Linked DNA regions of Mus musculus: region 1 is linked to region 2. The links are chromatin loops, found by intact Hi-C in ENCODE. Cell type or tissue: left cerebral cortex. All regions are shown on one strand.

Region 1 (8,000 bases), 290 kb after region 2:
CTCCCCTCCCCTCCTCCTGCTCTCTTTCTCTCCCTTCATTCTTTCTCTCCATTCTATTTTTGAGGTTTGCACTAATTTACTCCTAGTTCTAACCCTTGAGTAATTCAAGCAGATCATAGAAAGCACCCACTTTCTTACAAAGTTGACTCTTACTATAGAGAGCTGTTGCCCATTTTATAGCTAAACTAGAATTGTATTCAGTGACTCCAGAGAGCTGGAGTTGGAGCCAGATGGGGGACTGGGAATATAAAATAACAAACAAACAGGGTAAGTTGCTAATTCCAACTTTATTCAGACAAAGCTGGCATCCTTTTTGCTCCTGAGCCCAGGTATCCAGGACACTGCCCATTTTAGGACTCTTGGGGATGTATCACTGCCTAGAGAGCCTCATCAGCACCTGGAGAAAACTGTATTTTCTTCAAATCCCCTACTCCAAATCCTTCTCTTGGCAGGAAATTTAACATGGCTACAACCAAACCTTACTTATTGTCTCCATTATGACCTGTCTTCTAGCTTCTAGCACAAATGGGCTTTGCTTTCTGAGTGTCTGGCCTCAGCCAGCTAAGTGAAACACAGAGTTGGAGGTTTTCCAGGTGAGTCTGCCATTTCCCCTTCCTTGAACTGGTTACCTGTGAATCTTTGGATCACAGAATGAGTGACTAGGAAGAAAATGTGGAGCAGAAAAGACTATTGGAACTTTGACCTCATTGTTCTGAGTTTAGTAAGGGCAACTGTATCTTATCTATTTGAGATTTTAGAATTTTGAGAATGTTTTCTTGAAAGTTTTCTACTGTTTACAATTTGAAATGGGAAGAAAAATGAACTAAACAAATACTGATCTAAGTTAATCATTTTGTTTCATCTACAGATGAGAAGAAGATTAGCATTCAGAGGAGGAAATATGCTTTCCAAAGGTCACACAGTAAGATGTAGGTGAAATAATAATATCAGCATCAGTATTCAAGCTAGTGATTTTTATGTTGCTGTAGACTCTTGGGGATGTGCACACTGAGGCATGTCTGTTTGCAAAGTCAAAAGTCTCTGTGCTTCTCATTGAGATGCCAAGCTTTAGAACAAGGTAGAGGGTAAATGGCTGTTTCCAAAGCATGAGATATGGTTTCTACTTTCACCTCCAGTACTAACCAACTTTATAGGCATTCTATCTTTTGGCTTTGGTTTTATTATCTTAGTGGGGAAATCTAAGTTAGCTGATTTCCAGCTGTGATAGTTTGTTAGTTAAATAAATATGTTCTAGTTTTGTTTTTGTTTTTGTTTTGTTTTGTTTTGTTTTTTGAGCATCCATGTAGTGCTTAACCAAGGCAAGTCTCTTGGTCTTGTGAATAGAATACATTTCTAAGGCTTGTTTGGTAGCCCTTATTCAGTCAATGAGCAAAATATCTGCTGGGCATCTGTGAAAAATCCAGGCACTCTGATAAATGATGGAAGGAAAGTGATTCGTGTAAACAGTCTTTCCTCGTGTCAGTCTTTCTGTCCCGTTCACCACACCCCATAGAACCCACTGAACTATAGGTACACACTGCATGCCCAGATGTCTCCCAAGACATTATTTAGTTTGGAATGAACTCAGAGATCTATTTCTTTTTATCTTGACATGTTAGCTTGACTGTTAAACATTAATCTTCCTGCCAAGATTGAGGACAAGAAAACTCTTTATAGTCATTTTCAGTTTCTGGTCTTATCTAGTCATGTGGGCTCTGTGAAGGATCATACATGCTGCAGTTGTAGTTGTGTTCAAGTACCATCAATTGCTCACATTTACATGCAGGTTGGTTTAGGCATCAGTAACAACAAACTTGGAAGTCAAAGAGTTAAAAGCTTAAATGTTGACTCAACAGTTTAATAATTTCTTGTTCTTCCATAATGTCAATACATTTCTTGTCAATAATACATACTTTTAAAAATTATAAATCAGTGCAATTCAGGTCTACTCGGTGCAAAGAAATCAGGTGTAATGTCATCTCATAACTTATTAAGGAAAAGTGAGGGAGCTAACAAAAATACAAAGCATGTGAAATGTTGTAAATGAACCAGTATGGTGCTATAAAGATTGTTGATAGCATGAGAGAAAGTGTTGGTGTAACCATTCCTTTCCTGCACAAGCACACACAGTCACTCAGACATACACACACACACACACACACACACACACACACACACATTCAGCCTATAGTAGTAACAGGTGAGAACCAGACCGTATAGAGATGGAATGATCTTGTTTTAAAACCTGGTAGAGCTGATCACTGGTAAATGAAATTATTTCTTTTTCTTTCCAATCTTGATATATATGTTTGGAATAGTCAGTCCTGTTGCTGCTTTTATTTTAAAGTTAAAGGAACTTACAGGAAAAAAATTTATGTGGATGTGGAGAGGTTTATATGTGATATCCTATTGTTCTAGGACATAGATCACCAGTGAAAACACCTGTGTACTATGCAATAGGCTCAAAACTCAGTTCCCAGCACCACTGGCACATCCAGTGTGTCAAAACTGACTAATTGAGATGCAAAGGCTAGAAGCTACCTCTGCTCTGCTTGACTTCCAAGCCCTGCTTTGAGTAGCCATGCATAGGATAATGGGTGTAAAGATGCTAAATAAGCTCACAACCACTGTAAAACAAAAGAAAACACAACACAACGAGAACAACAACAACAACAACAAAACCAACCAAAAATACCCCAAAACAAACAAACAAGTGATGGTGATGCTCATGCCATGAAAAAAGACAGAAAGTAGTAATACTATATGGGAATATAGTGGGTCTCACACACTCCTGTAGATAGCTTAGGTCAAAATAACCAAGCTGTCTACATAGGAATTATATAAGTTAATTAGTGATTAGCTTTCACCATATTCTAAAAATGTAAGCTTAGAAACCGTGGTCTGGGTGAAATAGGAAAGAGTCGTATGCATCTGGATGACCCTGCTTACATCACAAGTGTTTTAGCTGTGTATTTACCTAATCACCTGCTTACATTAAGAAACCAGAATGTTTATAAGAAAAGAAAAGAAAAGAAAAGAAAAGAGAGGAAAAGGAAAGGAAAGGAAAGGAAAGGAAAGGAAAAGAAAAGAAAAGAAAAGAAAAGAAAAGAAAAGAAAAGAAAAGAAAAGAAAAGAAGGCAACATCCATGCTTTCTGTATTGCCCACAGGGAGAAGGTCAAACCTTTTAACATATTTGTCCATTTTAACATAATATGCCCTGTGTAGGTTTAAGTGATTGGGATATTTAGTTAACAAAGAGAAAAATATTCTAAAAACAGCAGTCTTTGTTACGCTTCTGTTCTGGTGAAGGACAAAAATATTAAGAAACAAATTGAAGCTATGCAACATTGTAAGGAGATCACTTCTGTCTGAAAATGGAGTCTTATCAATGGATTGAGCCACATAAATGGATCAGAAGTCTGAAAGTGGAAAGAAGATTGAAATTTAACATGAATGTACACATGTACGTAATGGTATACAGTTTATATAATTACTTGCGTATGTATATGTATACGTTTTGTGTGTTTGAAACAAACATGTATCCTTTTCACCTAAGCTTTCAAGGATTTTTCACAACGTGTCTCCCCATCTCTGGTTTTCAGAACTTACCTTCGGTGTCTTCTACTCCCCTCTCTGTGCCCTGGTCATTTTCTACCTCTCAAGTACTAAGTTTGCCCCCCTTTCCTTCTGCAAATGTTCTCCTCCTGCTTAAAATTAAGATTGCAAAACCACTCCCCCAAGCTTCTCACACAGTGTCTTCCCACACTAGGACTCCTTTATTCGTCTGTGCAATTCTCCTCACAGATTTTTTTTCTAAAACCACTACCTACTATCCCGAGGCTCCAGGGAAGCGTATAAATGTTTCTTCAACAGCACAGTGACATGTTGTGCTAATGACGACCTGTTTTTCTGTCTGTACTATACATTTTGCTGAGTGCTCAAAACATAATAATGTGTTATTAATATTCACATCATTGGCATCTAGCTCTAGCAAGCATACGGTGTGAGATTTGTGTAGAAAAACATTCAAATTTTACATGCTTAAACATTTTTCTCACCCTCTGGTTTGCTCAGCATTTTTCCAAGTTTCGTCTCTATGTACTTCATGCTAAGACGATGAAAGGGGGGGAACAAGAAAGGGGTGGGGGGAGAGAAACAGAAACAGTTGGGAGGAATACAGAAAGTATTTCATTCCGTGAAACCTGGTTATAAGTAAAATGCTAAAACTGCATGGGAATTTTAGTTTTCTCCAATGAAGACTCAGTGGGTATATAAATCACACTGAAGGGGAAGTCTCATGCCCTCAGTAGACGGTCATCATAAAATGAACTCAGTGGTATTTTTGTGGATTTTTTTCTTGTCTCATATTGCTTTGTTTGGACCTTTCATTTTTTAATCTTACTGTGGTTTTTGTGAATTTTGCCTTTTTCTGTAGCTTGTGATTTTTTATTGTTCTTTTAACTCTTATTTATTTTAATTATTTAAATTATTTAATCATTTAGTTATTTTCTTGCCTGCCTTTTCTAAAGAAAGAGAACAAGAAGGTGCAGAGTTGGGTGGGTGGGGCTGTGGGGAGGATTGGGAGGAGTTGGGGAGGGGAAGACATTATCGGAATATATTGCATAGATTTCCAGTTAAGACAAAACAAAACTAAGAAACACAAACTTACCTCTGCAAGCATTTTTAGTTATGATATGTTTCTTTTCTTTTCTTTTCTTTTCTTTTCTTTTCTTTTCTTTTCTTTTCTTTAAAAGGAAAAAAAATGGGTTGGAGAGATGGCAGCAGCGGTTAAGAGCACTGTTCTTTCTTCCAGAGATCCTGAGTTCAATTCCCAGCAACCACATGTTGACTCACAATCATCTATAAGGGGATCTGATGCCCTCTTCTGGCCTGTGGATATATATGCAGTAGAGCCCTCATACATTAAATAAATTTTTTTTAAAAAAAAAAAAGAAAAGAATGCATGTCTAAATCTAAGTGATCTAATAGTGCAGTAGAACATTTGGATCAACTTTTTTAAAAAGAGAGAGAGTGTTAGTCCAAATACCACTAATAAGTTACTCCATCATTATTGTGATCATTGTGATCACAATACTTCAAAGACTATTATCTTGGTATGCTTTTACACTAACAAGTTCATCAGATAAATATGATAATGACCTCCACACGTTGTGGAGGGGAATTCTGCACCAGACATGGGATGTTCATCTTTTGGGATGTCTTCTGGTTGTAGAAGTCTCTTATTCTTTGACAAAGCAGAAGAGTTTCTTCACTTGGATTTTTGTTGCCCCCATGAATCTACCTCTGGGCCTTTGAAGATGCTGTCTGATAGATGGCTGTGGGAAGAAACATTAGCGTGGTGACTAATTTCATCCTTTTGGGATTTTTAGAGCGTCCCCAGCTGCAGATTGTCCTCTTTGTGTTGTTTCTGGGGATCTACCTGGTGACCCTGGCTGGAAACTTGGGCCTCATTGTCTTGATCAGGATGGACTCACACCTCCACTCCCCTATGTACTTCTTCCTTAGTAATCTGTCCTTTGTTGATGTCTCATACACCTCCTCCATAGCCCCTAAGATGCTCTGTGATTTCTTTAGGGAGCAGAAGTCTATCACCTTTATAGGCTGTGCTATACAGCTTTTCTTCTTTGTTGGGATGGGAGGTACTGAGTGCTGTCTCCTGGCAGCCATGGCATATGACAGATACGTTGCTATCTCCAACCCTCTACTCTATCCATCCCTCATGTCACCCACCATCTGTGTGGGGATGGCCATCACAGTATACACAGGAGGGTTCCTCACTGGCTTGATCCAAACTAGCTCCATATTCCGACTTCATTTCTGTGGGCCGCGGGTCATTAATCATTTTTTCTGTGACTTGCCACCCCTAATGTCCTTGTCTTGCTCTAGCACTTTTTTCAGCCAAGTAGTGAACTTCCTGGTTGTGTGTGTGGTTGGTGGGGCATCAGCACTGGTTGTCTTGGTCTCCTATGGCTACATCATTGCTGCCGTCATGAGGATTCATTCAACCCATGGGCAGATGAAAGCTTTCAACACCTGTGCCTCTTATCTGACTACAGTGATCCTTTTCTATGGCTCTGGTCTCTTCTCATACCTCCATTCTAATGCTGGATACTCACAGGACAAAAATAAGGTGGTGTCCATGTTCTATGGTGCAGTGATTCCCATGTTGAACCCTATCATTTATAGCCTAAGAAATAAGGAGATCAAAGAAGCATTGAAGAAACTCAAGAAGAGGAAGAAGCAGATGTCCTGTCTCTGTGCTATGTAGTTCCTAGTTAAAAAAAGAACAAATACTAACTTAAGCCTTTTGTTGAATGTAAATAATAAAATAACAATGTGGCTCAGATAATTGGTAGTAAGTTAAAGAAGCTATTTCAAGCAAGACCTCCTCAACAAACATATCTACTGGGCAATTGTGCTTAATGGATATTTATTTTGTTCACTCTACTGTTCTTGTTATGGGCTTGTCATAGATTTAAAATTTGGTCACATGTGTTTGATGGTATTTGTCTACCATAGGCTCCCAGGTGCTGAATTCAAGATACCTTGTCTTAGGGACATGAGTCAAAGCCTAGTAATAGGGACATGTCATTTATTGATGTCTTCATTACAATAAAACATAGTTCTTGCTAGTTCTCTTACCTCTTGGGATATATTGTCTGTCCCCTTGTCTTGAATTACTACCTGTCCACGTTTGGTGCTAACTAGAAATATTAACTTTGGATTAGGAACCCAAGAGTCCCCACAGACATGATTTCAATAATGATAACTCAGAGGCAGGAAAGTAAAGGGGCACCTGTACACTATGTTTAGGAAGAGTAGAGGATAACAGTGTGCAGTCATAAAGTTCACAGAGATCATATACAAGGAGCCAAGTCCACCGACTTTTATATCTGAGGAGAAAGCAAGGATAGAGCATATGAGAGGCCCTACACTTGGGATTCCAACTCTCAGTCCAGGGGTTACATGAAACCAAAGATGGTAATCAATGTGACCCAATGCAAAATTGCAAACGTACTTGAATGTTATAAAACAATTTGGGGAAAAAAATTTTAAACTCAGTTGTGTTCTCAGTCATGAATTTTGTAGATGGTGCCATGTTACAATATCAAAAGTTTGGATGCAACTGGAAAGAGAATGGCATGAGGTCCAGGCCTGAAATCTCCTCAGGACTATGTATGACCAGCTGGAAGAGAAAAACTTCCATGAGACACTCTGATTTTGTATCTGTTCATGAGATCAAGTTTCACTCTTGACTATATATGGCTCCTAGTATATGTTCTGTCTGCAGTCTCCCTGAACCTTGATGTCAGGCTTTCCTACTGTTAGCCTTGACTCAATTTCCATGCATGCTCTAAGAAGTGTCACCACTTCCATGGTGTCCATGGTGAGGATTCCAGAGCATGATCTAAAAAGATGACATCTACATCAGAGAGTTTGCATACTAGAGTCCAGTTTTCCCCTGGACTGAGAATGGAATATGTCACTAAAATTATCTTTAACTGTATATTTCAAGATAATTCCAGAGTAAATAGTAGATGAAGTCTTGCTTTATAATGATTGTGTATATAAACCATGGTGAGTTACAACATCCAACTATGAATATTGTCCTGGTTATCAATATTCTGATTTACTACTCTTGCATTTCACAGTGTTCACATTTGATAATTTCTAAGACTAGCTGAATTATTGGCAATTTCTATGGGAGGAGATGATTTAGTCAGGAGAGTTTCCTGTCAAGCCTTTCTTGACCCTAGAGTCCTACATACCAGGCAATCACTACAGAAATATGTCCTTAGATTAAATACTATAGGACCACCTATCTCCATCTGACACTATATTTTTTTCCTGGCTGCCTTTTCCTAAACTGTTAGCATCCATACCTAAGCACTTCTTTATTCTTTTTCCAAAGCACTGGGCAGATCCTCCCACAAACTACGTGATTAATGTGGCTGTTTAATAAAGGAATAAATCAAGT
Region 2 (8,000 bases):
TTTTTATTATTTTATTTATTTATATTCCCATCATTGTCCCCCACCTTAGTCCCCCTCTCACAGTTCCTCATCCTATTTCTCTTCCCCTTGCCTCAGAGAGGGTAGCCCTCCCCTACCACACCTCCCCTTCCCTGAGGCCTCAAGTTTCTCAAGAATTAAGTGAATCTTCTCGCACTAAGGCCTGACCAGCAGACCTTTGCTGTATTTGTGCCAGACCTTGGACTGGCCAGTGTATGCTCCTGGCTGTTGGCTCAGTCTCTGGGAGCTCCCTGGGGTCTGGGTAAGTTGAGACTGCTGGCCTTCTTGTGGGATTGATCTCCACTTCATCTTCTTCAATCCTTCCCCTAATCAAACATAGGGGTCTTCAACTTCAGTTCAACAGTTGGATGTAAGTATCTGCTTCTGGCTCAGTCAGCTGCTGGTAGGGACTGTCAGGGGCCAGCCATGTCAGGCTCCCTTCTGTAAACACGTCATAGCATCAGTAATAGTGTCAGGCTTTGGTGCTCTCCCATTAGATGGGTCCCATGCTGGGCTTGTCATTGCTTTTCCTTCAGTCTCTTCTCCATTTTTGTCCTTGTAGTTCTTTTAGACAGGATCACTTCTGGGTCAGAAATTTTGACTGTGGGTTAGTAATGCTGACCCTGTGCTTGGGGCCCTGTCTATCTACTGGAGGTGGACCATTCAAGTTCCCTCTCCTCAATGTTGAGCATTTTGGCTAAGGTCACCCCCAATGGGTCCTTAGAGTCTCTCACCTCCCAGGTCTCGATACTTTTGAGAGGGTCCCTCCTCATGCTGCTTATCTCCATTCATTCTTTTGGTCCTCTTGGCTTCTTTCCTGTCCCCGCTCAATACCTGATCCTATTCCCCCTTTCTCTTCCCCCTCCCCTCTCCCACCAGGTCCCTCCCTCCCTTTGCCTCCTGTGATTATTTTGTTCCCTCTTCTAAGTGGAATTGAAACAACCTCACTTGGACCTTTCTACTTGTTACACTTCTTACAGCCTGGGTTATATCCTAGTATCCTGTACTTTTTGGCTAATATCCACTAGTCAGTGAGTACATACCATGTACGTCTTTTTGGGTCTGAGTTACCTCAGTCAGGATGATATTTTATAGTTCCATCCATTTTCCTGCAAAATTCATGATGTCCTCACTCTTAATCGCTGAGTAGTATTCCATTGTGTAAATGAACCACATTTTCTGTATCCATTCTTCCATTGTGGTACATTTGAGTTGTTTCCAGTTTCTGGCTATCACAAATAAGGCTGCTATGAGCATAGTGGAGCATGTGCCTCTGTAGCATGGTGGGGCATTTGCTTGGGTATGGAATAGTATAGCTTGGTCTTCAGGTAGATCTATTTTCAATTTTCTGAGGAACCTTCAGATTGATTTCCAGAGTTTGCAATCCCACCAACAATGGAGTGTTCCTCTTTCTCCACATCCTTGCCAATATGTGCAGTCACCCGAGTTTTTGATCTTACCCATTCTGATTGGTGTAAGGTGGGTCATTTTGATTTGCATTTCCCTGATGACTAAGGACTTTGAACATTTTTTTAAAGTGCTTCTTGGCTATTCGAGATCCTTCTGCTGTGAATTCTCTGTCTAGCTCTGTACTCCACTTTAAAGTTGGCTTATTTGGAGGTTAACTTCTTGAGTTCTTTATATATTTTGGATATTACCCCTCTGTTGGATGGAGAGTTAGTGAGGATTTTTTCCCAAACTGTAGGTTGCTGATTGTTGGTGTCTTTTGCCTTACAGAAGCTTTTCAGTTTTATGAGGTCCCATTTATCGATTGTTGATCTTAGAGCCTGGGCCATTAGAAAATTTGCCTTGTGTCAATGAGTTTGAGGCTCTTTCCCACTTTCTCTTCTATTAGATTCAGTGTATCTGGCTTTATGTTGAGGTCCTTGATCCACTTGGATTTGAGCTTTGTACAAGGTAATAAATATGGATCTATTTTCATTTTCCTACATACAGACTGCTAGTTAGACCAGCACTATTTATTGAAGATAATTTTCCCCCACCGTATATTTTTGGCTTCTTTGTCAAAAGTCAAGTGTCCATAGGTGCGTGGTGATAAATGATAAGTTTTGCCAGTTAAAATTTCTTTAAGTCATGTTGTTTTTATTTTTCATTCATTTATTGTGATTTACTTCCTTATTTATATTGAAATATTTATGTTCTAGAAATGAAATTTATTTGATCTCAGCGAATAATTACTGACTATGCTGCTGAATTTAGTTTGTCTACACCTCACTGAAGACTGTAGGTTTTTGATATAACCCACTAGAAACTTGTAAGAAATTTTCTTTCTTGGTGCTCATTAAACAAAGCTGCTTATGATGGAGGTCCTATTTATGGCAAGCCTTGGAACACTAAGCAACTGCTGCACCTGACTATTATCATATTATCTGTGGTTACCGTAACTATTAGATGCCTTGAGTATTTCTAGAAATAATCATAACTTGGAGGTTTTAAACTTTCAGTCACATCCCAGTCATACAACTGTCTCCGTGGAGTCACTAAAAATGATTTTATTTCTTGTATATTAATAAGACTTAAAATCATAAGGAAACTTAATTGTGCATATCATAGAGCTTCTCAAGTGAAGTGTACAATATGAATCTCTGTCTGTCTCTGTCTCTGTCTCTGTCTCTGTCTCTGTCTCTGTCTCTCTCTCTCTCTCTCTCTCTGTCTCTGTCTCTGAGTATGTAGGTCAGAGGTTGATATCTGGCGCTTTCCTCAGTCACTCTCCATCTATGTTTTTGAGACAAGGTCTGTCACTGAGCCTGCAGCTCCCTGATATAATTGTACTGGTTGGCTAGTAAGTATCTAGGATAAACTTGACAATCTCCTGAGCTATGCCATATCTGACTTTAAAAATGTGGGTACTGGCAATCGAACTCAGGTTCTCATGTTTGTATGGCAAGTATTTTATCAGCTGACCTATAACCCAGTCCTTGATATACTTGGGGAAAAGACCGTGATCCTTAGAATGGAGGCATTTGGGTACACTCAAATGATTGGAAACTTCAGTGATTATGGTTCTATGTAGCCATGGAAACAGTACCTGTCTGAGGAAGATGCTTGCTTGATACATATGTTTTAAGTTCATATCAATTGATTGGTTTGCAAAGTCCTGTTGTTTTTATTTTTCATTCATTTATTGTGATTTACTTCCTTATTTATATTGAATATATTGATGTTCTAGAAATGAAATTTATTTGATCTCAGCGAATAATTACTGACTATGCTGCTGAATTTAGTTTAGTTCTGAAGATCCACCAAATTTAGCCAACATTGCTGCCAGCTCGTATCAGTATGTTCCAGGATGAGAGCAATGCATGAGTCTGAGGAAGATAAATTGTTTTTCTTAAGCTTGAATGATATTGCTAGACAGTTTTGGAGGTATCCTGGAGACTATATGGGCAACATACTGTAAAACTGTCATCAAGCAAGATATTCTACAGAATTAGATTGGGTAACAAATATTCTGGATTTTGAATTTACCATCTAGGAGTAAATGTAACACTGTTTACTGGATCAGATGGTGATCTATGTTCAATAGACCAAGATCTCCTCTGGAATAACTCAAAGCAAATAATCCAGTGTTTCATGAACAAGAACACTAACTTGAGTGTGTTGTGAGTGGTCTGTATGAAATATCTTTGAGGTGAAGAGGAAAGTCCCTTAGTTAATCGAGGATAGTTAAGGGAGGAAGAACCACAGTCTTTACAAAGCAGTGTGAGGGTGACAGTGGTAGGTGCTGTCATTGACCGGATGCTCTGATCTTGACACGAAGTTCAGTGTCAATGTCAAGCTTCCAGAGACAGAGTGAAGAAAGTTAACCCTTTAGGTAGCAGGAAACACAACCTGAGCCTGGTTCTTTTCAATCAGCTCTAAGCGTTTGCCATTTATCCATGTTGCTAATGAATATCACTATCTCACTCATTTTTGTCGCTGTATAGCTTTCTGTTGTGTGAATCCAATACTATTTGTTTAGTAATTCTGTCATGGAGAGACCCTGGTACAGTGTGTAGAGCACAGGATATATAGTGTGTTTGAGGGGGATTAGTAACCGCTAGGTGCTTGTCTTATGTAAGTGCCCTAAAGTGGAATATTTTAGAAAATTATTATTATTTGCAGTAATGGGTGTGTAATCAGGACCTTTTGCATACATACCAGGCTAGTGCTCTATCACTAAACACCATGGCCTTTTAAAGTTGTGTGCAATTTAGCCACACTTCCAATAGATGGCAGCAACATCTCATAGGGGCCTAACCTTGTAGGCCTTTGTGACGATAGTTTCTTGATAAAATTATCTTAGATAGGATCATGTTTGTTGGGTTGTTAGGTGTGTTCACTATAGCTGTTTAGCTCCAGCATAAAAATCTGAGATCATGAGTAATAGATAATAGAATAATGATAATAGAATAATTTTCCACAGTAAACTAGGAAATTGAATTCAGGTCCTGTGATTTCTAACCATGCTATACCATTCACACACACACACACACACACACACACACACACACGTATGTATGTGTGTGTATGTATGTATGTATGTATGTATTTATTTCAAGGTCCTCTAAAACTTTTAAATGAACCTTTGTATTAGATTTATTAGAGAAGTCTGATGCAAGACTTTGGACCTATGTTGGGTTGAAGTTTTTGCTAGTTTCCATGGAAGAAATGTAAGCTGAAATAACATTTCAAATTCTGTTATGAGAACAAGATGTTTTACTTGTACCTCTGTATTTCTCTATGGGATTTGTTTCAAATATGCTCATTAAAACAGCAATGCTAAACAAGCATAAAATCAGATCATATTTTAAGCGAATCTACCAGAGAATTCAATCCAGTGTACATCATATGCTAGGGAGATAAATTTGAGTTCAATTTTATATTATTTTCTTCTACTTTGATTTATAAATTCTATGTGGAATTTGTCTGCATATATTATTTGGTTTTGTATTTTTCTTTAGCTTTTTATTGATTCATTTTGAACTTCAAACCATATATCTCAATCCCACTTATCTTTCCTGTCCCCTTGGATCCACCCTCTGTCCTTACAACCTCCTCCTCCATTCCTTTTTCCCCCTTTTTTATTGGATATTTTCTTTATTTACATTTCATATGGGGCAACTCTGTAGAAGGACCAGCACTGTCAATTAACCTGGACCCCTGAGATCTCTCAGACACTTGAGCCACCTACACATATACAGCCGGGTCTGGGTTCAGTCAGAGAAGATGCACATAACCCTCAAGAGACTGGAGGCCCCAGGGAGTTTAGAGATCTGGTGGGGTTGGGGGTTGGGGGCTAGGGGCATCCCCATGGAGACACAGGGTGGAGAGGAGGTATGGGATGTGGAACAGTCAGGGGGTGCACTGGAAGGGGGATAAAATCTGGAGTGTAAAAAAACGATTAAACAAGAAGAAGGAATTAAAAACAATAAACAACCCCCAAACAAATCATAAAAACATCTTATTGTGGAAGCTGCAATGTGTAAGAGTATGTCTCACAGTATTCTCTTTTGTCCACACATCTTTATTGCCAATATTCATTGAAATGAGTCATGGGTCTGGTTCAAGGCCTGTGGCTTCTGCTACACTATCAATAATGGATCCTCAAAGGAACTTCTCTCAAACTTTCTGTTGCTGCCCTGTGTTATGAAGATCCTGCACGTTTGGATCTGCAGGACATGCCCCTTCAAGTGCTCCAGCACTGGATGTTGGGGTGGGCCAACTCAAAGTCCTGGATCTGGGTCTGAGTGGAAGCTGAGTTCTTCAGCTAACCAGTTCTCCTGTGGCCACACCACCAGGGCCAACTCTCCTGCTTTGCTTAGGTGAGGGGTGGGGCCAGATCTTCCAAGTACTGCAGCCAGTAAGGGGAGGTGCCAGCTCAACAACTCTTATGCCTCAGGGACAGCTTTCCCACACTGACCAGTTGAGGGATGAGGCCAGTTATCCTGCATCCCTGCCTCCCAGGGGCGGCTCTAGTCTTCTGGGAAGTGAGGGCCAGGGCCAGCACTCCCAAGCCTGGTTTTGTATTTTTTTTAATGTGGCAAAAACTACATAAGATTAAATTAACCATAAACATGAGAACTCTCTAGAGAGAACCAACAGGATGTGTTTAGATAGATAGATAGATAGATAGATAGATAGATAGATAGATAGATAGATCGATTGATAGTACGCAGAGACAGGATTTCTTAGGGGAATTTCTACATGTAATTAAGGATGCCAATCTGTAGGGCAATGGGCTGCACACAGACAGCCTGGTCTCCAGTTGAGCATAGGTCTTGAACCCCAGTGGGACCCGGTGGGTGGTGATTTCCACCTACATGGGATGGAAGGCATTCGATCATGTCTCCTGGACCCCTGGCTCCTGTCAAAGTTACTGCCCCCACAGCCCCTACAGGAAAGGTGTGTGGCTATCAGTCACATAGGAGCAGTACCAAGCCTTCTGGTGGGGAATTGCAGGCTGGTATCCAGTCGAGCTGAGGTCTGAACCCCAATGGTCATAACTCACCTACATGACATGGTAGGCATTCCCTCATGCTCCTGGAACTCTGGCCCCTGCCTAAGGTACCACCTCCTACAGCCCCCACAAGAGAAGCATGGTCAGTAGTCATGTAAGCAATGGCCCAAGCTTCTGACCTTCAGGCTAAACTCCTCCCCAGTTACCTAGCAACAATGAAGACCATAAAAAGGGGTGCTCACATGCTCCACTATGTTCATAGCAGCCTTGTTTATAATAGCCAGAAGCTGGAAAAAACCCAGATGCCCCTCAACAGAGGAATGGATACAGAAAATGTGGTACATTTACACAATGGAATACTACTCAGCTATTAAAAAAATGAATTTATGAAATTCCTAGGCAAATGGATGGACCTGGAGGGTATCATTCTGAGTGAAGTAACCCAATCACAAAGGAACTCGCACAATATGTACTCATTGATAAGTGGATAATAGCCCAGAAACTTAGGATACCCAAGATATAAGATACAACTTGCCAAACGCATGAAATTCAAGAAGAACAAAGACCAAAGTGTGGACACTTTACCCTTTCTTAGAAATGGGAACAAAACACCCATAGAAGGAGTTACAGAGACAAAATTTGGAGCTGTGACGAAAGGATGGACCATCTAGTGACTGCCATATGCAGGGATCCATCCCATAATCAGCTTCCAAATGCTGACACCATTGCATACACTAGCAAGATTTCACTGAAAGGACCCAGTTATAGCTCTCTCTTGTGAGACTATGCCGGGGCCTAGCAAACACAGAAGTGGATGATCACAGTCAGCTATTGGATGGGTCACACGGCCCCTAATGGAGGAGCTAGAGAAATTACCCAAGGAGCTATAGGGAACTGCAACCCTATAGGTGGAACAACAATATGAACTAACCAGTACCCGGGAGCTCTTGTCTTTAGCTGCATATGTATCAAAAGATGGCCTAGTCGGCCATCACTGCAAAGAGAGACCCATTGGACTTGCAAACTTTATATGCCCCAGTACAGGGGAACGCCAGGGCCAAAAAGGGGGAGTGGGTGGGTAGGGGATTGGGGGTGGGTATGGGGGACCTTTGGGATAGCATTGAAAATGTAAATGAGGAAAATACCTAATAAAAAAAAAGGGGTGCTCAGCCCTCACCTCACTCTCTTGCTCTTTTGTCCTCTCATCTCTCACTTCTCTCTTCTCTTCCCTTTCTCTTTGTCTTCTTCTTTCCTCTCCTCTTTCTCTCTAGCCTTCTCTTTCTCCCTCCCTCCCCCCCACTCTCTCTCTTTCTCTTTCTACCTTCTCTCTTTCTGCCTGCATTTCTTTAATAAAGCTCTTAAACCATAGAGAGTCTCTACTCCTTCAAGTTCTGCTGCACACTCTAGTCAGTGTTGGGAACCTGTCTTCCCTTATCCCTCTCTCCTATACCCCTGGGGCTACAGGGTGTGGCCTTGGGGCCCCCAGGATGGGGGCTGCCCCTTCTCCACCCCGTGCCCCCCT

The links. Hi-C counts contacts between places; a loop is a spot of excess contacts. Peaks named below come from ENCODE experiments on the same cell type or tissue, not always from the same donor. Only the 100,000 strongest peaks of a DNase experiment are listed, where the experiment ranks them.
Region 1: it touches region 2 in a loop (3-fold over the local background); 25 of 42 quality-filtered maps call a loop at or near these places.

What each region holds. Positions count from the first base shown.
Region 1 is chr19:12,416,978-12,424,977 of GRCm38, forward strand. Olfr1441 (olfactory receptor 1441) reads left to right here and starts at 5,334. Exons shown (of 1, transcript NM_146683.1): 1 at 5,334-6,290. The coding sequence starts at 5,334. The coding sequence ends at 6,290. In left cerebral cortex, a CTCF peak has its summit at 4,890 (motif pointing left); DNase peaks (open chromatin) are centred at 3,802 and 4,857.
Region 2 is chr19:12,130,228-12,138,227 of GRCm38, forward strand. No RefSeq gene overlaps it. Among named protein-coding and RNA genes, the nearest start is that of Olfr76, 14 kb to the left of the region's middle. In left cerebral cortex, a CTCF peak has its summit at 4,255 (motif pointing right); DNase peaks (open chromatin) are centred at 3,348 and 4,242.